3 separate regions of the Mus musculus genome follow, and all the other regions are linked to region 1. A link is a loop called in an ENCODE intact Hi-C map of the cell type or tissue named here. Cell type or tissue: heart. All regions are shown on one strand.

Region 1 (8,000 bases):
GTCTGCAGAAAGTGCAAACTCATTCACAGAAGCTTAGAAGCTTTGAGGGCCTTGTGAGCCTTGTTGAATTTTGTGTATTTTGTGGCTCACGATGAGGTGGTAGCTGTAACAATATGTATGTTGTGGTCTAAGTAAATCATAGCATGCAGATCTGAGAATGTAGTAAAGGTGCCAGGTGGGATATTCTTCACCCCGCCCCCATAATCTTCTTCTTCCTAAGTAAAGCTTGTCACTATGGAGCTGGTGTCACAACCCAGGACTTAGGAGGAACTAAGGGATGTGAAGGAGCAGGGCTGTCCAAAGGGACAATGTGTTCAGCTCTCTCTTCTCCGTGTGAGGTCGTTGCTAAGGCTTCCTCTGCCTGGGTGCACCACACACACACACACACACACACACACACACACACACACACACACGCGCGCGCGCGCCCCGTGTGTTAAGTACTTATCCACAACTTCCCTGGTACTAAGAGCTCACTCACCACACAGTGTACATGTGTGGGGCAGCTTTGGTTGAAAGGGCAGAAATGTCCACTAAAGTTTATTCACCAAAATATTTCCTTTTAGAAGAATTCATGTATCCTGGGTTAAAAACCATGGCCTCCTTTCATGGCATTGCAAAAGAGTCAAGAAGGCACCTTTTATCCAAAGTAAACTCAGACGGTGACAGCCAGAGGGTTACTTGATTCCCCTCACCCCAGCTGCAAATGTCTCCATCCCTTCTCACCCTGGTGCTGCTTCACCCTGGCTGCACTTTGAACAGCTATTGGCTTTCAAACCCCAGTGCCCACACCACACCCCAGAGCAATTAACCCAAATCTCTGGGCTGAAGCAATTCTTAAAGCTCCCTAGGTGATTCAAATATGTGACCAAAGTTGGGAAGGATTGGCCTTCCATAAACCCTGGAACACGGGTCCCAGATGATTCACATCTTTGATTTCCCCATCCAGGCACCAGGCCATTTTGCCAAAGGTGTGAACGTGCCCTAAGCCTGTGGGAATTCTCATGCCTGAGTAAAAGGCTGAGAGCTGGCCTCTCAAAGCTTTATTGTTTGCTTTGTTTTAAATCCCAGATTAGTAATGTGCAGATTATAGGATTATGAAATGATTTTTCTATTTTACAGTGACTTGACATCTTAAACCAAGATGTTTGCGGATCCACGGTTTTCACTGTTGCTTTCTGAGAGCCTCCCGTTTGTTCTTAGCTCCAGAGTGTACTTCCTTCCAGCTCACTTTCAACAGCTGCAGACTTTCTGCATAGCTGCCCATCATGGCTCGGGCCTGTCCCCTCACACTGACGTGGCAGGGATTTCTGTCCTTCCCGTAGGATGGTTTTTTCATGGTGTGGCCAACATGGCCCTGAATGGCTGGCTCGAAAACTAAGGGCAGGAAAGCTAAGTATGTAGGTGGTTCATGATAGACTGAGAAGAGCCAGCCCTCGTCTTCTTTGTGGTTTGGTGATGTAAATGTGTCACCTTTAGGAGGTGACAAGTTCTACTCCTGTTCATTCCTGCTGATGGGCTTGAGTCCTGAACCCATGTTTCTTGGAGTCAAGAGGTGGTCTATTCCACCTACAGAGCCTACAGCACAAACCTGTCTCCTGGCTGCCAAACACCAGCAACCACTGAAGACCACACCTTCCATGCTTCTGTTTACCTGAATGGCTGAGAGTTATGGCACATATTGCCCTTTGACATCTATAGAACATCTTATTCTTTTTCCTCAGAAGGTCATACAGAGTGCTGATGTGATACACAGAGCACTGTCAAAAGCCAATAAAATGGAGATATTTCTCTACTTGCTTTAATGGATTTCAAGAAGTATCCAGGGAGCCATGACCATAAAGTCATCAGCCTACTTCAAGTGTGGCTTATAGATTAACTTATACTTATATTTGGAAAAACTCTCCACACTACTTGCACTCTGCCATACAGGGAATTTTCTTGCCCCACACTGCCTCTACCTGCTTCACACAAGTAGGGCTGGGGAAAGATGCCTCGGTCTCCACAACGGATGCATTACCTCTGAGACAGAAAGGACTCTAAGAACAACACAGGAGCCTGGAAGCCGGAGGAAAGGAGAGAGCTCTGGCTTGGGATCTGGAAAAGTCTAAAGCCACTATGTTTACCCAGAAAGCCATGCTTCGAGGAAAGGCTTGTAGTATGGGAGGCCATTTGAGGCTGCAAGATAAGCTTACAGAGGTTTGGAAGTACACAAGTTCAAGGCTCATTTTGCCCTGGAGGTGGCAAATCTCACAAAGGACTAGAATATGGGACGCCTGTGGGGTGAGGAGAAAGGCCACAAAGATACACTAGCACTAGACCACAGAAACTGTTGAAATCCGGGCTAAATTTGATTTTCCTTCGATTTGTGTTTTTCTATATAATGTGTTTATTACAGTGTGTTTGGCCACACATTTGCATGCTCTAGTGACTTTTTTGGCTTGGTGGGCAAAGCCTAAGTCTGTTGTAATTAACTTTACATCACAGCGAACCATGCAGATATGAGTAATTCCCCTTAATTACCACTTGGTGACTGTGGCAACTGCTCTTTACAATGAGAATAAGACACAGTTAGCTGTGGAGTCATGGCGCTGTAGTTTCTGTTTCTGGTTTCAATTGTGTCCTGTGGTTTGAGTGTGATATGCCTATGACATGGAGCTTTGAGATGGTTGCAGGATTAAATTTTCTTTTAAAACTGCCCCCCAGATGAGTCTCTCACCAGGTGGAAGTCAGCAATATCAGTAAAAATCTAGGTTCCTTAGCTGGGTGCTCATCTTGTCTGCCATGTGTGCTAAGTTATTTTAAGGCATTGGATGCACATGGTGGAATCCGGTTGTGCAGATTTAGATGGGACACCATTCAAATCATGCCCCCCCCAATCTGCTACATACAGAAAAAGTCCATCTATATCCCTGGCACTGAACCTGTGAGCTTCCCCTGTGCCACGTGAAACAGTGCTAGTAGGCATTTGGAAAAGCTAGATCAAAGCCGTTCAGACCCTCGGTGTGCCCTTCATGGGCAGGATGCAGAGTTGGATGAGCTTCAAGCAGTAAAGCTTCACCCCAGAGGATTGAGGGGAACGGGACGGGACGTTTTCTTCCCAGTCTTTCCTGTCTCTTCTGGTCTCCTCTCTGTAGCAGCCCAGCCAGTCCCGTTCCTGAACTGCTGTGGGAGGAAAAAGCCAGACAGCTAAGTACGAACTACTGAGGATGAAGAAAGGAAGGGAGCCTAGGGAAGGAAGCGTTAGGTCGCAATTGAAAAAAAGATCATTGAGAAATAGGAGCGCTCCGAGGGGATCCAGAGCCTTGCCTGAATCAAAAGAATCATAAGAAAACTCATGAAGCCTTGGCCACCATCACCGATGCATCGGCATTACTCAGGGCCATGTGAAAGGAATTTCCTTTCCTCTGCCTCTCCTAGAGCAGAAGGGACGCAAACCCACGGTCCTGAAACCTGGCTGGGCCCCTCCGACTCTAACCTGGGCCTGACCTGGAGGAGGGCAGGGCAGCTGCACACACCAGTTTCCCAGCCCAGCTCAGGAAGCTGCACTAACAGGTGCGGCCGGGGGCGGCGGGGGACCCAGAACCCGGGAGAGCCTGGCGCCGGGGCCAGCGACTCCGCACCTGCGGCGGGATCCCCCTAGGCAATCCGGCTGGGAAGCTCTCACCGCCCAGGAACTGCATCCCTGCTTCGCGCTCTTCCTTAAAATTGGGCCCCACTCCAGACGGAGCCCCTGCCAAGGGGGCCACAGTGCAGTTTGGGTTTGGGTTTGATTGATACTAAGATTTGTTTCTTTGACACACTAAGCGCTAGGTACACCTCCCGGCCTTGGGGAGATGGGGTGAGGACAGCAGGGACTAGAGGACTAGTTCGGCTTCCTGGGAGCAACCCTGCAGTCTGACGCTCCCCTCGCTGTTGTATAGAACAAGAGTGCCCCCTAGTGGCCGAAAATTAGCGTCGGGCTAGGAGAGAGCAACTGTGCACATTAACACATAAAATTCTTATTTGTTCTGTCTCCTGACCCTACTCCTCTCTTGCTGTCAGTCGCATTATTTACAATCTAGAAGCCTACGGGAAGTGACCGGAAACCTATCTAGACCGACACGTTTAATGTCTGAAATCTAGACAGAATTCAGCTTCTGGACTTGCGGTCTGTTGTCCCCCCTTCTCAATTGTAGTTCTGACTTTAATGTTTCTTGTAATATAAGCTGTATCAGATGTGGATAGATAAGAGAATAAAGAACGTGATGGTCATCAGCCCTCCTATCAGGGGTGAGGACAAGCAGACAGAATTTTACAATCCAAGTCCAGGCCCAAGAAGTGCAAGGAATTATGGGACACTTTCGAGGGGCACTTGTACATGATATAAAGAACAAGCAAGACCATCAAGAAAAGAGTCAGGGGCTGGAGAGAGAATTCAGCAGTTAAGAACAGGTTCTGTTCTTGCAGAGGACCCAGTTTGATTCCCAGCACGCACGCTGAGTAGTTTCCAATCTCCTGTAGCCCTGGCTCCGGGGACTCCAATGCCCTCTTCTGGCCTCCATAGGGGCTGCATTAGTGTGTAAATATCACCCCCTCCATGCACGCAAAAATTGAAAATCAGTCTTTAAAGAAGACACAGCAGCATGTGGAGGAAGTTCCAGACAATGGAAACAGCAAAGACAGAAGAGCCCTGAGATTAGAAAAACTAACCAGAGAAGTTGCAGCACAGGGCGAAGGAAGTGGTAGACAGGGACTAGAAAGGGCGGAAGTTAGAATGAGCCTCTAAGGAGCTGGAGGTGTTGATAAAAGGGCGGGCTTCGGGGAATGCAGATGATGTTCTAGAAGCCAGTGAACGTTTAGACAGGTGAATGGCACGCTCAGATTTCTGTTTGTTCAGGATCATTCTAAATTAAATAGTGAACTTTGCCTTAGGCTAGCTGTTAGGTCTGGGCAGCCTGGCTGACAAACAGGACAAAGGAGACCTCAGGTTCATCCGATCTATCTGTTACTCCATCCTCTGGAGAAACCTAAACTCAGTGTCTAAGGTAGATCTGAGGTCTTTTTCATCTTCCCTTCAAGGCCCCCCAAAATGCCAGTCAAAACCAGACACCAGCTCCGGAGTGTGCTTCTGTTAAAAACAACCCCATAAAAGCATGCGCAGACACAGAGAGAGACAAGGTTGCAAAAGGATACGGTCGTTAGACGTTCTATCCTGGGACCTAAGAAGAGTCAGACCCCTACTTAGACGCTCATGACTACTGAGAACCATAAGACGTGAGGAGCAGACATTGCAGGCAAGCAATGGGGGTGGAGTGGCCGGGCCACGATGCTCCCACGAAGAACTGGAGGGTCAGAGGGCTTGACTCTGAATTGACACATAGAATCCCATTTCAATTAACACATAAAACTGAGAAAACAGGTTTAGAAATTGGAAAGTAACTCAAACTCTGTAAAAACAAAAGGCAATAAAACACAGTTGTCCCAATATTTGGATAGTTTAGATACCCTCGGCAATTCACGGAAACTGGGAATCTAAGAGAGATAGCTCAGCTTTGGCTGGGCCACTTAGTGTTCTGTTGAAAAGTCATGACCCATGGAGGAAGATGGTGATAAAGACAGGATGATAAGAACGGCAAAGAAAGAAATGAGATCTGGCGAGCACCACCCGAAACTCAGGCAGACAACATGAAATAGGAGGAGGCAGTCAGCGACAGCCCTGGCTTACCTGCTTATTAGTTCTGTGACCCTGCCGATGCCACTTAACCTCTCTGACCAGGTCTCAGTGTGCTGTTACAAAAATAACAAAGTTTTCATATTGCACGGGGGCTTTAGCCCTGTCACGAAGGGAATCCCTGCACGTACCAGGCCTGCCTCTTCCTGGCTCTGTGACTCAGATAAGTTTTAGGCCCTCTAGACTTTGTTCATGTGGAACACAAGGCTGCTGCATGCCTGGATTGAATGAGCCCAGGCAAAGCAAATCCAAGAATCCTGCCTTTCACACCAAAGTGTTTCACAATCCATGACCCTTTCTTTCAGCACTGATTGGATTGCAAACGTGCCGATTCCTCTCTGTATACAGCTGAAGGACGGTGTTGCCTTTAGCATGATGTGATTTCACTGGGTGATAAATATTAAAAACAAACAAACAAACATAAGCAGAGAGAAGAGGACAAAAGCGGTGCTAAAGCACATTGTCCCTCTCTTAACAGAGGAAAAGGATAAAGACTGTGAGGACTCAAGGTCTCAAACAGCCTCGCCCACAAAGCCAGGAGACCTCCATACAGATCTCTACTCTTCATTTTTCTTTCTTCTTTTCTTTTCTTTTCTTTTCTTTTCTTTTCTTTTCTTTTCTTTTCCTTTCTTCTCTCTTCTTTTCCTTCTTTCTTTCCTTCCTTCCTTCTTCCTTCCTTCCTTCCTTCCTCTCTTTTTTTTGATGAAAAACACTAGCAGTGATCAATGCCCTCCCATCAAGTGGGAATAAGGTGTCTGGTGAGTGTGAGAAACATCGATAATTCAGATCTTATCTAACATCTCCACTGAGAGGCAGAGTAATTGCTAGTTAATAGAATCTATGAAGGCACTCTCTGCAAACCTCCAGGGAGCCTCTCTAGGGCACAGAAACTAATGGGGGAAGCCTAGAAATTTTGCAAAGGGTCTCAAAGACCATTTACTTATTCCTCCCAAAAAGAAATGTTGATTTCCTGCCTTACACCTCCGCAGCACTGTGAGGGACAAAGCCACGAATCACTCCACATAGAGAAAGGAGGGAGGGCGAAGCTAAGAGAGCCTCATCCACGGGTTAGAAAAGGAAACAGCCAGGCAGACCTGAGGACCCCTCACCACCAGCCTGAGAGTGGAGGACGGGCAGCTGCCCAAGGACCCAGAAACAAACTGCCAGTCAGTTGATTTGCACACACTGGAGGGGACAAATGCCGAACCTTCTCACACCAGTCTTTATCATAAAGTCTCCTCCTTGGGCTGGAAAGATGGTTCAGTGGTTAGTGGTGCTTGCTGCTCTCCCAGAGGACCAGCTTTGGTTCCTAGCACCCAAATCAGGCAGCCCACAGCCAGATGTAACTCTAGCATCACTGATACTATCAGCCTCTGAGAGCGGCCCACACACAGCATGCTATAGATATGTATTCACATAAGTAAAAATGTAGTTATCTTTTCAAGAATGGCAAAAAAAATGTCTTCCCAAAATAATAATAATTTTATAACAGTTTTAAGTGAACCTGTACCTTATTAATCTCAACCATGGCCCCTGAGTATTATTTATTTATTTATTTTGTTTTGGGGGGGTTGTTTGTTTGTTTGTTTGTTTGAGACAAGGTTTCTCTGTGTAGCCCTGGCTGTCCTGGAACTCACTTTGTAGACCAGGCTGTCCTCGAACCCAGAAATCCGAGTGCCTCTGCCTCCCAAGTGCTGGGATTAAAGGCGTGCGCCACCACCACCCAGCGGTCCCCTGAGTATTTTAATCCCACTGTACATACCTGCTTAACACTTTCCTCTGGAAAAAAAAATGTACTCCATCTATATGTAAGGCATTTTAAAAATTTTAAACCACCTCTGCATATGTATGTGTTGATGACATCCACACATTAACTGCTCGTACCCCACCTGCCCCTGCGGTCCTCAGCTGGACTCAAGCCTGGAGTTCCCAGGACTGAAAGTAGAGAAGTAGCCAGAGTCAGTGTCATACGGGAGGGGTGGGAGGTGCCAGGCATGAGGTGCCAACAGAGGATCTATAAGCAGGAGGCACAGAGGCATGCTACGAGAGGCAGGTTCTGGGCCGTGGTGACAGGGATGAAGGCGAAACACAGCAGACTTGGCAAACATTGAAGGAGGAGTGGGTTTGACTCTGTGGCATTGGCTGTGGGGGCTGGGGAAGGCATCTCAGAAGAATCCCAGCTTTCTACTTGTGTGACTGGCTAAATAGCGGCTGCCACTATCATAGATGTGCTTAAAAGTAGAAATACAGGCAGGGTTTGAACTGGACCATGCGCCTTTGAAGCTTC
Region 2 (8,000 bases), 520 kb before region 1:
GTGCTTCCCAGTCAATGCATGGGACTCACTCTCTCAATTGCTGCAGCCTGTGAGGTTCTAGGCCAGCTCTCCTGCTTTCACATAGGCTGCCCATGGACCTTTCCCATGATCTTTGTTACTCCAGATCCAGTTCTCAGGATCACCCCTAGTGCTGCAACAGAATTATCAGCTGCAGCTTCCCCTCCTCCATCCACATCTTCTGTGGATGCCACACACCAGTACAGTACATCCTAGCCTTCCCTTTCCATCTGGTTGTAGTGCCCAGCCCCCAACTGAGGCAGACACCCCATGCTCAAACAGAGGCCATGTCTGCCTGAAGACCAGGCAAATTACCTGCACACTTTCTTCACACTGATCCTCCAGACCCAATTCTTGGGGTTGCTCCTAGTTCTGCTATGTGGGGCAGGTAGACAGTGCCACCAGACAGAAGAACTGGTAAGGTTGAAGCAGGTTCAAAACCCTGGTTTTATCCACATGGAAATACAAAATTTATGTTAAGAGACCATTTCATCCTTATCAGAATGTCTATATTATTTAAAACAACAACAACAACAACAACAACAAAACCCCAAAAGTAAATGGCAAAGATCTAGAGATAAAGAACCCTTTAATACAACGTTGGTAGGAATGCAAATAATTCCAGTCACTATAGGAATAAGTACAGTGGCTCATCAAGGACACTCAATATAGGACCATATGCACCACCAATACCATTTCTGGAAAATATCTCACAAGGAGCCCATCGGATTACTGATGAGACCCTTGCAGACCCATGTTCCTTGCTGTACTATTCCCAGTAACAATGGATCAACTGTGTTTGCATCAGTGGATGGATGGATGAGGGAAGTGTTGTATATGTACAAATGAGTTTTACTTGGCTTTAAAGAAGAGTGAAGTGCCCTTTGTGGGAACATGAATGGGGGCTGAAAATCATCGTGTTAGGTGAAATAAGCCAGTCTCATAAGGAACATCTTTCCTGTGATGTATGAAATGTAAAGAAAGAAAACAGGTGTGGAAATACAGGAGGAACTGTTAAGGATATGGAAGGGGAGAAGGGAGCTTGGAGGTAGAATAGAAGATGTTAGAAAATTTCAGAATGATTTAAGTCTATTAAATGTGGATGTAGAAAGGCCTGCCCACTTCCTCACTTGCTCTCAAGGGATTTTTCCTACTTTCCTAAAAGGAAATACTTGGCTTTTTAAAATCTTTCTTTTATTTTTTAGATCATAATATAGTTATATCTTTCCTTTCCTTTTCTTTCCTTCATACCTTCCCATATACCCCTTCTAGCTCTTTTTCAAATTCATGATCTCTTTTGTTTGTAATTGTTATTACACACACAAACACACACACACACACACACACACACACACACACACACACACTCCTAGATATAACCTAATCAGTCTGTCTAATGGTACTTACAGGTATATTTTCAGGGCTCACTGGACAACCTATTAGCATGTTCTTCCATGGGGAAGACTGTTTCTCCTACTGTTGGCATTCCCTAGCTGTGCATGGCTTCTTGTATAGGGTGGAGGCCTCATGGTCTTTCCCCATCCCTATGCCTACCGTTGCTGTCCTTGCTCAGCTCATCTTTAGCAGTCATGTTGGTGAGAACTTATCTTTGTAGCTTCTTACATTACTAGGAGATAGAGTCTCACAGCAAACTCCTTGATCCTCTGTCTCTCTCTCTGTCTTCTCTTCTGTGATGTTTCCTGACCCTTAGATGCAGGAATTGTTTTCTAGATGTATCTGTTGTGACTGGGCTCTACAGTCTGTATTTTGATTGGTTGTTGCAAAGAGTTTTTCGATGAGGGGTGAGGTCTACACCCAATCTGTGGATAGAAGGACAGGTATTTAGGGATTATGCTGGTTTAGTAACGTGGTGATTGTAGGTTTGCCTCCAAGTTACCAGGGATAACTTCACTAGCCCTAGTGTCAGTCATGATTTTCCTCTTGTTGAGCAAGCCTTAATGACCATACTTATTATATTAGCCATACTTTTCTTGGTTTCAGGAATTTCTTTTCTGAGATAATGGCAAACAGATTTCTTTTCAGACATTTTTGCTTTGCATTTTGCTCACAACTTTGTCTGTAAACTCGGTTAAAAGCACCCTGAAGGAGCCATGCTGAGTGTCGAGTGCTGGGCTTCTTTGAAAGTTCTTCCATAATATTAATTAGCCTATCAATTTTAAAGGCAACCTCTCATGAAGTTTCATGTCATGGGCAAAATGTAGGTAAGTTATTTTTCTCGGTGGAACATGAATGATTCTAATCTAGTTTACAGTAGTGTCATCATTCCAGTCTGGAGCCTCATGAGTACTGTCTTTACACAGTTCAGTGGATAGTTTAGTCTTCACAGCTCCCACCACAATCATTGATCAATCTCTGTTTACAACATTTTAGTGTGTCTATAGTACTTATCTCTCAACTTTTCCAAGACTTCCCACTAACTATTTCCAGAGATTTTTGAACGACAAAGATATTACTCCTCTGGTACCAATTCTTTGGGTTAGTAAAACTTTCATCTCTTTGATACATACCCGAGAGAAACAACTTAAGAAAGGATTTATTTTGGTCTACAATTTTAGAGATTTTGATTCCATAGTTGGTTGGCTCCATTCTTTGGGTCCTACGGACCTTATAGAAATAGAGCATGTTGGAGAAGAATTCCACAGCATGGCATGCAGCAAACAAAGAATTAGGATGGTGGGGGAAATATGTCTTCTGAGAGCATTTCATTGACCTACTTTTTCCAACATGACCCCACCTCTTACGTTGTAGTATTTCTCACCAGTGCTACCATATAATCAGTTCATCAGTTCATTAGTTCATTCAAGAGCCCTTATGATTCTTTCTCTTCCCCAGAGTCTATCAGCTGGCAATCAAGCCATGAGCACACTATCCTTTTAAAGTCTTCCAAGATTCAAGCTATAACAACTTTCAACTTATCCTGTGGCCCACTGTCTTTGTTACAAGTTTTACCGTTTACATTATGTCTTAAGGAATCCTGGGTCTAATTTTGTGTTTTATTGGCCACTATGTGTAGCTATTATTACTTCTGTAATCTTCTTTTTTGACACTGTTGTGCTTTATTACAGCAGACAAGCTTGTTTCCTCTCTCTTGGATTTCTTGATAGGCTTCCTTGATCTCTAGCTGTCCTAAGTGTTCTGCATATAGCTACCAGAGTTATTTGAGAGAACGGACTTCAGTAGGCCACTTCTTTGGTTCAAGCTTCTGATATCTCTTCAAAGCATGAAAGGTAAAAACTCAAACCCTGTGTTTGTTCCTAACCTGTTTTTCAGCTTCCTTTCCACTTGTCTATGGTAAGAGCCTTATATTCTAAATATGATGGCAAAGGGTGAGCAGGAAGCAGTGTTAGGGAAGGCTGAAAATGTATGTCTTGTATTCATATTTAGACTTGTGCTTACTCTTAGCAAAAAGCCACCTCCTTCATATATATGCTCTCTCATTATCCCCTCTCTGTTTATATATTAAAGTTCTTATTACATTGTTTTAGTATTTTCTGTTCTCACATGTTTCTATGGTATTTGTTTTAGTTTCAACCACATTTGTTCACATTTTTATTCCTTGTATTTAATATATTTGTTATAGGACTAATATATTATCATTAATAATCAGCATGTATAATGAACTCTTTTCTTCAAAGCCTCATCCTTTCTGTGCTAGCTCTCTAGGTCCCCTGAGGCTGCCACTAGGAGGCTCCAAAACCATCCACATGAGAAAACTTGGTTTGCTTCCAGGTTAGGCAAAGATCTGATGATGCTCCACAAAGCCTTATAAAATTTTAGATACCTAAATCTTTTCTATCTTTCAAATTCTCTACTTTTTGATTTTGTTGTCCTCAACTTTGGATTATACATTTCTATTTGGTGAACTTATGTTAACACAATGATAAGCCAGAAATATTAATATTCTGCTCATAGCCTGCTTACCCAGCCATGGAAAGCTAATTCTCCAAGAAGGTAGTAATGAGCAGAGTGGAGGTTCGGTGAACCTATTCATTCAAATGTCTACATGAAGGGTAATTCTTACTCTTTTCTTTACTTATCATTCATTTAACTTCCAAGGCATTTAAAAAATAGTATTTTAGTAATTCTTTGAGAATTATTGAATTTCATAGCATGTATTCTGACCATATTCATCTTCCTACCCTAACTCTTCCAATTTTCTCTCCTAAATCCCTACTCACCCAACATTTCCAACTTCTAAAGGATCTTTAGTATATTAGATTCCAATAGAAATTACCACAAAAGATTATTGCTGCTCAGTTATCAAATATGCCAAACCATTGGCCATATTTTGCATTTATGACTACTATTTTAGTGCAGCTGATAATAAACCATTACCAAGAAAGGAGTCTTTCTGCAATGCTCTTAGAACTGGGGTAAATCTACGACTTCTGAACATTTTGATTCTTTATTGTTTGAAGATGATGAATGTAAAAGAAAAAATGCACAACTGTATTAACCATGCATCTTTTAACTTTTTAAAAAATAATGTAAATTTGCATGCTTCGTGGAATTTTTCTTTCAGTTCTTCAGACCACAAAAATAATTCTCTTTTTTCTAAGTTCAGAACAAATATAACTGAATATTATATTTAAAAGAATGTTTTCTGGGGCCTGGAGAGATGACTCAGAGGTTAAGAGCCCTGGCTGCTCTTCCAGAGAATGTGGGTTCAATTGCAAGCATTCAAATGGCAGCTCACAACTGTCTATAACTACAGTTCCAGAGGATCTGACATCCTCACACAGACATATATGCAGTCAAATCACCAATGTACATAAAATAAATAAAAAATAAAAGAATGTGTGTTGATGTACTCATGGTATTTACACAATGGGTCTATGGATCCTCGGAGTTTGGTTTAGAATGCCCAAAGACACCCTGAGTTCAACCAACAGATGTCTTCATTTTACCTAGCCTGATTATGTACCTGCTCTTGTCTCAGCCCATTTTTTTTTTTCATAATGGGTTGTTACCAGCTTTATATGTCAGTGCTGACATGTATGGTTTATTATAGTCCTTTTATTTATCACTTTCGTGGAAAACATCATGAGCCAAAGAAAATATCTTAGTGAATGGAATCTCAGAAATTGCAGATGAAAGAAATAAAGCAGTTCTGATAATCATTTTTTGTTTAGATTAATACTAGATCCAGATCTTCAGGTTGCTTGGATATGAGGACTATTTACTAGTATACAGATGACAAATCAGAGCTGTGGTCAACACAGTGGGGCAGGCCCTAGAGACAGCTCACAGAGGAATGATGTATGCGTATTAGTGGTACGATGACTCTGCTGCATGCCTGAGCATCAGACACAGTTGTGAATATTTTTATGAACAGTCTTGAAATGAAACTGATTTCTTCATCTGGGAATGATGCAGAAGAACTGGAGAAATAATGCAGATGAGAGAGAGAGTGAGAGCGAGAGAGAGAGAGAGAGAAAGCTTCAGAAGAGACTTAAATATTCATGGACATCTGCCAAGTATCCATATATATTTGCATACATTTAGTACAAGTAGAAAAAATACTTACTGAGTTTGATTCTGTCAGAGGTCATTTATTCTGTTGGATGATATAATTAATCCAAAGAGCATCAGCAGTTAGGAGGCCTAGGTTCTAATCTTTGCTTATAATGAAAATCACTAAAACTTCTGAAAATTCTCTTTACATCAACTTCCAATTTTTTTTTTTTTTTTGGTTTTTTGAGACAGGGTTTCTCTGTGTAGTCCTGGCTGGCTGTTCTGGAACTCGCTCTGTACACCAGGCTGGCCTCGAACTCAGAAATCCGCCTGCCTCTGCCTCCCAAGTGCTGGGATTAAAGGCGTGTGCCACCACGCCCGGCCCATTTCTTCTTTTTTTTAAATTTATTTTTATTTTCTATTTATTTGTTTAGGTTTTTTTGGGTGGGGAAGTGTTTCTCCATATAGCCTTGGCTTTACTGGAACTTGCTCAGTAATGCTAGGCTGGCCTTGAATTCAGAGATCCATCTGTTTCTTCCTTTCTAGTGTAGGGATTAACGGCATGCACCGCCACCCCTTGGTTAACCTTCATTTCTTTCTCTGTGAAACAGGAAGGTGTTTACTGCTTTACCTTTATCTCTAGAGCAGAAGCCAGGGAAGTATACTTTCAGATCAAAATTGGTCACCATCTGTCTTATTAAAGATCTGTTGGAGCATAGCCACACCCATTCATTTATATACTATCTATGACTGCTTTTGCATTACAATAGCAGAGGTGAGTGGCTGAAGCAGAGTATCAGATGCAAAACCTAAAATACTCACTGTGTGACTATAAAAGGTTTACCAACCAACCACTGCTCTAGAAAATATTTGAAACAATGGGATTTTCAGTTGTTGAGATTGAGTATGTTTCTGGTGGTGGTGGGAGGTAAGAATTATAGGTGTTCTGGAGGACAGCTAACGAACTGTGGTGTCTGAAATCCCATTAGATTTCTTCTTTTTTTTTTTTAAATTAACTTATTTATTTACTTTATATCCTAATCGCAGCTATTCTCCCTCCTCTCCTCCCAGTCCCACCTTTACAAATCCCTCCCATTCTCCTCACAATACAGTAATCCCCCTTGGGTACCCCCCCCCCCCGGGGGCATCAAGTCCCAGAAGGACTAAGCATATTCTCTTCCACCTAGGCCCAACCAGGCAGTGCAGTTAAGGGAAGGGAGGGTCCAACAGAATCAGAGACAGTGCTTGCTCCAATTGATAGGGGACACACATGAGACCAAGCTGCATATCTGCTCCAAGTGTGTAGGGGGCCTAGGTCCAGCCACTGCATGCTCTTTGATTGGTGGTTTAGTCTTTGTGAGCCCCCATGGGCCCAGGTTAGTTGACTATGTAGGTCTTCTTCTTGTGTCCTTGATCCCTTTGGCTTGCTCAATTCTATCACCAGTTCTTCCACAAGACTCTCCAAGCTATGTCTGTTGTTTGGCTGTGGTTTTCTGCATCTGTTTCCATCCACTACTTGATGAAACCTCTCAGGAGACTGTCATACTAGGTTCCTGACAGCATGCATAGCAGAGAGTTGTTAATAGTGAGTGTTAAGGGTTGGCTCTCTCCAATGGGATGGGTCTCATGTTTGGGCAATCACTGGTTGGCTCTGCTCCATCTTTATTTCTTGGTCTCTTCTTACAGGCTGGTCTCCATTAGATTTCTTATCACTAACCATCGATTTGGGTTATAAGAAGAGCTATATCAAATGTTTTAGAGCATTAAGACATCAGTTTCTTATTTTTTTTTTTAAGAGACAGACAGTATTGGCTGTCCTGGAGCTTGCTCTGTACACTAGGCTGGCCTTGAACTCCAAGATCCATCTGAAGGTTAGGATTTCTATTTAACCATTGTTCCTAATCTGAGGAAATGGTATCCACCGAGCAATGTATTATTTGTTATAATTAATGATGAAATATCATAAGTGTTCTACTTAAAGTCAGGAAGAATCCAACAATGTCTTGAGATCACTTTTTATATTTGGGATCCTACCTATCTAGCATCATAAGGTCATCTACTGTGAATGGTCTGAGAATTTTATCTTACTTGTAGACTAACAGAGGAGAGCTTATCAGCATTTCTTGGCTACTTGCAGGAAATGTGAGATTCCTATGCCATAGAAAAATGATCTTATTTTTACAGCAAGCATAACTGACAAAATAATCATTGCTTTGCAGTAGGTTTCTGAGTCCCAATTCCCACATAGCAACAAGAACACTAGATGGTTATCTTAATGCATTTTGTACTACTATGACATCAGATAATTTGTAATGAATAAAAACTTGTTGGCTCACAGATGAAGGCTGAGAAGTTTATTATCAAAGTGTTCTTATATATTGAGGACCCTTTTCTCCTGTGATAACAGGATAGAAATCTTTACACAGTGGGAGGACAAAGAGAATACTCAAGGAAAACTAGAGAATATGAGGGAGAAAACCACTAAACCACTACTGTTGGAATTCATG
Region 3 (8,000 bases), 230 kb before region 1:
CTATCTTCCCCCAGAGTTGCCGCTGGGCATCTCGAGTAACCTCAGCTTCCAAGTAAAAGAGACTTACTCATTTACCTAGATGCGTAGCATATTTTACTTTACATTGTGGATTTATGTTTAAGATAAGTTGTTTTTGTTTAAAGCTTTTGACATTCACCCCTATCATGAATAACCCATATTCCTTTTTTTTTTTTTTTTTTTTTTTTTTGGTCATTTCTTTCTTACCTGTGGCTTGAGGTTTTTCCCTGTGGCTATCTATATTCAAGTTATTGAACTAGTAAGGAAAGCAATCCTGTAAGTCTATTTAATTGGCCTTACCTTTTCTGCGGGCCAAGTTCACATAATCTTTCTACCTTCTGAAGCATTTACATATATTGATTTCTTCCTGTGAAGTGTGTGAAACCTCACTCTCTCTTATCATACTTATCATACTTATCATGAAACTAAGTAGTTCCTAAGTAGTGCTGCGCTTAAAAGTATATTTTTAAAACTTGCATAAACAGATGTAATCTTGAGAAAACACCAGACAAATCTAATATGAAGGAGATATTAAAAGGAAGACTTAGATATCAAAATCATAAAAAGAGGGTGAAAATAATTTTAGATGAAAAGACACTAAACTAGAGTGAGTTGTAAGAATTGAATGCAGTATGTGATCTTGGACTTGATTACTACAATTTCTTTAAATGACATTTTGGGGACCTAAAATTTAGGAGAGGTTGTGGGCATGGTAGACTGTGCCTTTCATCCTAGCACTTGGATGGCAGATCTTGGGAGTTTGAGGCCAGGCTAGTCTCCATATTGATTTCTTGGCCTGTTAGTGATTGTATAGTGAGACTTTATACCCAAAAAATTTATAAAATGTCTATATAATATGTAAAATATTTTAATATTAGTATCTAATTTTGATGCCCATTCTACAGTTTTATTAGTGAATTTCCTGAATTTTATTAATTGTGCAATATATGAAACTCTAATAAAGAAATAAAGAAAAAAGAAACAGGAAAAGAAACTAGGAATTTAGACAGGCTAGCAACCTCAAAAACATTCATCATTGATATCTGCCCTTTGTGCCTTCTACCTGCCTCTGCAGCCTTGGCCTGACTCTGGAATTCTGAGAACTCATGTTCCACCTCCCATTCCCTTTCATTAGGGTTCATCAGTGCTGGCCTGCTTTCTGTTCCTTAAACTTTCCAAGCTTGTGCTGCCTCAAAACTAGTGTACTTGCTATTTTTCTCTTACAGCATTCTCTTTCCAGATCTGTTCTTGGCTGACTATTTGTCATTATTGGGCTGAACTCAAATATGACACTTCAACACCTCACCCCAAGACAGCAATCTGACTAATCAAACAAAAGGAGTTCTCGGCCACAATAACCTCTTTTCTCCTCTTCGTGAGACTTATCATTATCTGAATTTATCTTGCTTTTTTATTGCCCAGTGCCTCTCTGACTCCTCAGTGTTCCAGTCCTACCCACATGGAGTGTAGATTCATGAGAGTGAGTTTAAACTCGCTATCTATAAAAATACTTGGCACAAGAAGTGGGAGTGGGTGGGTAGGGGAGTGGGTGGGTATGGGGGACTTTTGGGATAGCATTTGAAATGTAAATGAAGAAAATACCTAATTAAAAAAAATACTTGGCACATAGAAGGTTCTCAGTGACAGCTAAAAATTAAAAATAGATTAATTCATTTGCATATAGAAAGACCAGTCAATTGAAGAAAGTGATATCGTAGATAACTTTTTTAAAGTTTATTTTTCTGTCACATTATTAATGTAATAGAAAATGGCTACGATACCAAGAAAACAAATATCTGAAGTTCTGTCTGTAAATTGAAACAGCGACCTGTTCCTTCCTCCTTTGAGCAAAGGACTGAAGCATAAGGATTGGAGAGAAAGTTTCCAAGCTTAGCTGCTTCACAATTACAGAAGACCACCTGGAAGCCAAATAAGCCCGGACCATTCAAAGAACAGTAGATATCGCACGAGAGAGCCTGGACCATTCGAGGAGCAGAAGATATGTACACGAGAGAGCCTGGACCATTCGAGGAGCAGAAGATATGTACACGAGAGAGCCTGGACCATTCGAGGAGCAGAAGATATGTACACGAGAGAGCCTGGACCATTCGAGGAGCAGTAGATATGTGCACAAGAGAAGAGGCATCTTCAGGCTGGTGGGAATGGGGTATTCACATGCTTTGAAACAACCCGAGGCCTGAGGGCTCATCCTAATGAAAAATTTCACATTCCAACTTGGTTTTTGTCTGTGAAGTAGGCATGTCATTATTACTTTACCACATTTTGAGATGTGCTGGAGAAGAGCTAAGGCAAGCATTTGTTTAATAAAGGCACTAAGTAACAACATTCCTCATTTCTTCTTCTTCCGACCTTTCAAAGCTCTCCTTCAAAGCTGTTCTCTTTGAGGCTGTATTTACTCCATATTAAATGTCTTTTAGAGTAAATTCTTTGGGCAAGGGCCAGTCTTCATAGTGTTCCCACTAATGCAAGACTTTGGAGCTATCTATAAATGACAGGTCTCCTTTGTACAACTGGCTGGAGCAATAACCACACTCTGACCCCTGGGTGGCAGTAACCCTTTCCATTCCTCAGCTTTTGTAGGAATCTGGATGGAGCTGGGCTTCATTAGACTCTTTAAAATGCATAAAAATGCCAACCACACTTTGCAGACATGATGTTTTCAGGCACTTGTGAGTTCAAACATGTCCTTTATTCTTTCCAACTCAGTATGAAGGCTGTTTCCCATGGAGGCCTAGCCACAAAACAAGCTTGCCGGTCTCTTTGGTTTGGTCTGTATGGAGTTACTGGTGATGTGTCTATAGAAGCTCTTTGCTTCCTTTTGTGTAATTGGGGATGGGGAACCTATGGGAGGAACAAAGCTAAAGTGGTCTTCATTCCCTCTTGTTTATACCGAAAAGGAATAAAAAGAATTCTCCTTATGAAAGATGATCATATTATTTTCACCTTAACGATTTAAGGAAACAAACAAATAATTAAAAAAAAATTATCAGTTAAAAGGGAAATTATTTTGAATTGTCTATTGAGGTTCTATTTTTTTTCATAATTACCTGCATACCCCATACCCCTCAAAAATGGGCACAGAATTTTCTTTTTTAACCTTTAACTAGTTTGTATTTTAAATAGCATGGAAATATTCAAAACAGATTGGCTCACAGAACCATTGTCATGCTGGGAATGTTGAAAGAAAAGAGCCAGTGAGATGGTTCATCAGGTAAAGGTGATTACTGCTGAGCCTGGTGGCCTGATACTGATTCCGGAAGCCACATTGTAGGAAAAAGCGGACTCTTACAAATTGTCCTCTGATCTCAACAAGGGCACTGTAGTATGTCCCAAACACATACATACATACATGTAAAAAAATTAAATAAAAGCAAAGTTCAACTTATCATCTAAATGAAAATATTGAACTAGAAAATAAGTCCAAAGGACTCAGCCAAAGGAACATGAAACTGGACACCAGGAAGCTTAGATTTACGTTCATTTCTATCTAGCTTCACATTAACCAAATATCAGTGGATATTATTGTGTGAAACACAGATGTGACATGTGAAAAAATAAGTACGTTCTCTAATACTGAGAAACTAAAAGATGTTTAGTTAAGTAGAAGTATATCTGGAGTGCAGTTGTATTTGCTAATTAAAGGTTTGGTTTTATTTTATGAGTGTCTTGCCTGCATGTATATACATACGTACACTGAGTGCCTTCCTGGTGCCTGTGGAGGAAAGAAGGAGGTGCAGGATCTTGTGGACCTGGGGGGTATAGATGGTTGTAAGCCGCCGTTTGAGTGCTAGGAACCAAACCGGGGCCGCCTTGGAGAGCGGCCAGTGGCCTTGGCTGCTGAGTTGTCTTTCCTGCCTCATAGTTTTATTTGCTTCATAAAGCTAATTTTTCTGTGAAACAGTTACCATTCAACAAATGATTGTTTAAATATTTGAAAGGGAGGTAAGTTAAAGCCTCCTTTAGAAATGGCTGCTCGTAGGAAAAGCCCACCTGCTTTCCCTTTCTCTCCCGGCCGGTGTGTGAGCGACCTATATTTGCTACTTTGACTTTCCAGCGCATGCTCAGTCCTCGACAGCAGGCAATCTTAGCTTCCTCTCCGACCCTTTTCCAACCTTTGAAGTCCCCTGTCCATTAACTAATGGTCAAATCCTTTGTTTAGCTTTTATGCTGACACTCTGTAGAAGCATCACCTCTGTTCCTTTCTCCAAATCCTCGAGCCCACCCTGACCCCCAGGGAATTTCAGCATCCTTAGATTCCATGCCCTAAAAGAAAAGCAGCGCTGTGTGCAGGTGGTGGGACATAAGATCGGTTCTTTGTTCTAGTACAGTAAAACCTTGGTCAATGTTTGACAGAAATTCAGGAAAAGAGGGGCTGTGAGTGCCACCTTGTGGCCAGACATGTCCCACCACATCTGATTTGGTGCCCCCAGAACCCACCTAGTTTATCTGTGGTTGGCTTGCCCCGGTGTCCTTCTGATTGAAGCCTCTCTTTTTTAAAGCCTTTGTTTTAAACTCAGAATGTCAGAGTCATACAGAACTGTTCTAAAATCCCCTGTATCTATCTTACTCATTTCTCAAGATCTGATGTCCTAAGTTTGATGTCCTAAGACAAAAGGATGAACCACCATCCAGAGACTACCCCACCCGGGAATCCATCCCATAATCAGCCACCAAACCCAGACACTATTGCATATGCCAGAAAGATTTTGCTGAAAGGACCCTGATATAGCTATCTCGAGTGAGGCTATGCCAGTGCCTGGCAAATACAGAAGTAGATGCTCACAGTCATCTATAGGATGGAACACAGGGGCCCCAATGGAGGAGCTAGAGAAAGTACCCAAGGAGCTAAAGGGGTCTGCAACCCTATAGGTGGAACAACAATATGAACTAACCAGTACCCCCAGAGCTCATGTCTCTAGCTGCATATGAATCAGAAGATGGCCTAGTCGGCTGTCACTGGGAAGAGAGGTCCCTTGGTCTTGCGAAGATTATATGCCCCAGTATAGGGGAACACCAGGGCCAAGAAGTGGGAGTGAGTGGGTAGGGGAGTAGGGCGGGGGAAGGGTTTAGGGAACTTTCGGGATAGCATTTGAAATATAAATAAAGAAAATATCTAGTTTTTAAAAAAAGATCTGATGTCATACCCTTTTGTTATTGTGGCAACTGTGACCCCTAACAATCATTGTCATCCTGATTCTTCATCCCAATTCTTGTCCTTTTACTTCCTTCTACATGTTCTTCCCAATTCTATGCACTGGATTTTTTTCTGCCTTAAACCTGTGCAAATTTAGCGTATGCTGTCACAATCACTGTGAGTTAAGTGGATAACTGCCCTGTGGTTTCTGGAAAATACTCACTTAATATTTATGCCACCTCAGGTTCTGCGATTCCTGCCGTCTTTCTCAAGTCTTAGAGCCCTGGGTTGAAGGGTATGGCGTTCTTGTAACTTTTGGGGCTGAGCACTCCACAGTCTTTAATTCTCCACATTTGACTGAGTCAGGTGTTAATTGCAGTCTGCAAGGAGAAGCTTCTTGGATAAGGCTTGAGGGATGTGTGAGTATCTATGAGTATAAAAGTAAATCATTAGGAGTCCTCTTAATCCTATGTCTATATAGCAAGGTAATAGTATTCCGTTCTACTCTGGGACCTAGGAATCATGTACCCAGAGGTCCTTGGCCCTTTAACAGTGCCAAGTATGGGTTCTATCTCATGGAATGGACCCTAGGGCCAATCAGAAAGTGGCTGGTTTCTCCCATAACCGTCTTCTGGGGGTGGGGTATGCACACTGATCTCCATGGTGGTTGTGCTAGTTTACCCACACCCACAGTTGGGAATTAGGTTTCCCCTTCCCCATCACCCTTGCCAGCAGGTGTTGTCATTTGCTTTCTGGAAAATAGTCATTCTGACTGCAAAGAGACGGGATTGCAGGGAGCTTTCATTTACGTCCCATGGTGGTTTAGGATGCTGGTTACTTTTAAAAAATATTTATTGGTTATTTCTATTCTTTTTTTCTTTTTTAATTAATTAATTTAAAAAAAAAAACTCTGTTGAGTTCCAACCTCTATTTGTTGATTGGATTGTTTGTTTGCTCTGTTGGTTTTGAGTTCTTTGTAAATTCTAGAAAGTAAGCCTGTGTTGGCTGTGTAGCTGGAGAAGAGTTTCTTCTCTTCTGTCGGCTGCCGCTTCAGGGATCCATAGTTCCTGTTGCTGTGTAGAAGCTTTTAAACAATGATGAGATCCTATGTATCAGTTTTCAGCCTTGTTTCCTAATTAACTGAATTCTATTTAGGAAGTCTCTCGCTTTCCCAACATCATTTGTGTGCTTTTAGCATTTTTGTAAAAAATCAGATTGCTGCTGAGTTTTCCAGGCCCCAGTGCATAAGATCTTACCTATGTTCATACAGGCAACCTTAATAAATCTCAGTGGGTCACACACAGACATAAGGAAATGAGGAAGAGGACTTGTTGAGAAGGGGGACTTCAGTTCTAGAGAATGGAGGATTAGAGAGGGTGACTGGAAATGAAAATAAATAAAAGTACAGTACATACATCTATGGGACAGTTAAATACTTTTTTACTTGTCTTTATTTTTGAGATTATAATATAATTTATGCTTTTTCCTTTCTTCCTGCTAAATGTTCTTGTATACTCCTCCTTGTTCTCTTTCAATTTCATGACTGGTTTTTTTTCGATGTTATGCATATATGTATATACATCTATATCCCTAAATATGACCTGTACAGTGTTAGTTATATATATGTTTTGAGGGCTGATTCTTTGTTGTTGAGTGACCAAGTGGTGAGCTCTTTTCCAGGGAAGACTGTCTCCTTGCTCTCAGCATTTCTTAGTTGCCTGAAGTTCTTTGTGTAGGGTTGAGACCTCATGGTATTTTCCCACCCACTTTGGCATTTCAATTGGTGTCATCCTTATTCAAGCCATGTGATGGCCTGACATGTTGGTGAGACTTTATAGGTGTAGCCTCTGACATGAGTGGAGACACAGTCTGACAGCAAATTCCCTGATTCACAATTGTCCCTGAGCTTTAGGTGCACAAGTGTTTTGTATCCATTGGGACCAGAACTCCACACATCTGCCTTTTGATTGGTTGTGATTTTCTGTTGTGGTATCCATCTTTTGCAAAGTTTCTTTGATAAGGGGTGGAGACTACACTTATCTGTATATATAAGATTGTTATTATGGATTATGGTAGTTTAGTTAAGGGGTGGTTTGTAAATTCTTCTTCAATATCCGTGGCTTCAGCAACACTTAGTAATGAGCTTGATTTTTAGTACCAGATAGAGCTTCCCCTGTGTTGGATGGGTCTTAAGTTCAGTTAGAGAGCTGTTGGTTGCCTCCAAGATATGTGTGCCACTACTGTGCCCTAAGGTTGTCATGTCATGTTAGGTAGGAGTGTTGGTTGCCTCTCTACTGTGGAAATTTTCATGGCACCTTCTGGTACCATGAAAGCGAGTCCTCAAGGAGAAAGCATTAGAGTCACTGAAACTTCTTTAAAGATATGGCTAAAATTCATAAGTACAAGTTTTCCAATCCTTGAGTTTTCTTTGTTGGAAGACTATCATGGCTTCAACTGTATTAGATATATTTGGATTATTTAATTCTTCTTGATTAAGTTTGTGTATGTAATAAGTATGTAGAATTTTGTATATGTCTAGGTTTTCTATTTTTTTAATCTTCAAGAAATTCTCTTATTTTATCATATAGATTTCATAGTCTATCTACTTGGGAAAGTTTAAGCTTAGTAATTCTCTCTCTCTCTCTCTCTCTCTCTCTCTCTCTCTTTCTCTCTCTCATTCCCTCCCCTCCTTTCAGTTCTGTTTTCCTCACTTCATCCTTCACTTCCTTCCATTCTCTCTTTCCCTACCTCCTTCCTTTTTTCCTTCCTCCACAAATTTTTATTCTGAAATTGAAACTTTGAGAAAAGCTGAAAGACTAGATTCCAT

The links. Peaks named below come from ENCODE experiments on the same cell type or tissue, not always from the same donor. Only the 100,000 strongest peaks of a DNase experiment are listed, where the experiment ranks them.
Region 2: it touches region 1 in a loop (7-fold over the local background); 32 of 42 quality-filtered maps call a loop at or near these places.
Region 3: a loop joins it to region 1, with 9 times the contacts of the local background. A loop is called at or near these places in 20 of 42 quality-filtered maps.

Annotation. Positions count from the first base shown.
Region 1 is chr19:42,791,017-42,799,016 of GRCm38, reverse strand. The region is part of intron 11 of Hpse2 (heparanase 2); the gene reads left to right. Among named protein-coding and RNA genes, the nearest start is that of Hps1, 15 kb to the right of the region's middle. In heart, a CTCF peak has its summit at 3,934 (motif pointing left); a DNase peak (open chromatin) is centred at 3,896; H3K4me3 peaks cover 983 bases; H3K27ac peaks cover 526 bases; H3K27me3 peaks cover 2,307 bases.
Region 2 is chr19:43,307,054-43,315,053 of GRCm38, reverse strand. The region is part of intron 2 of Hpse2 (heparanase 2); the gene reads left to right. Among named protein-coding and RNA genes, the nearest start is that of Hpse2, 77 kb to the left of the region's middle. In heart, a CTCF peak has its summit at 3,724 (motif pointing right); no DNase peak of the experiment used is centred here.
Region 3 is chr19:43,023,914-43,031,913 of GRCm38, reverse strand. All of the region lies in intron 3 of Hpse2 (heparanase 2), which reads left to right. Among named protein-coding and RNA genes, the nearest start is that of Hps1, 250 kb to the right of the region's middle. In heart, a CTCF peak has its summit at 4,431 (motif pointing left); no DNase peak of the experiment used is centred here.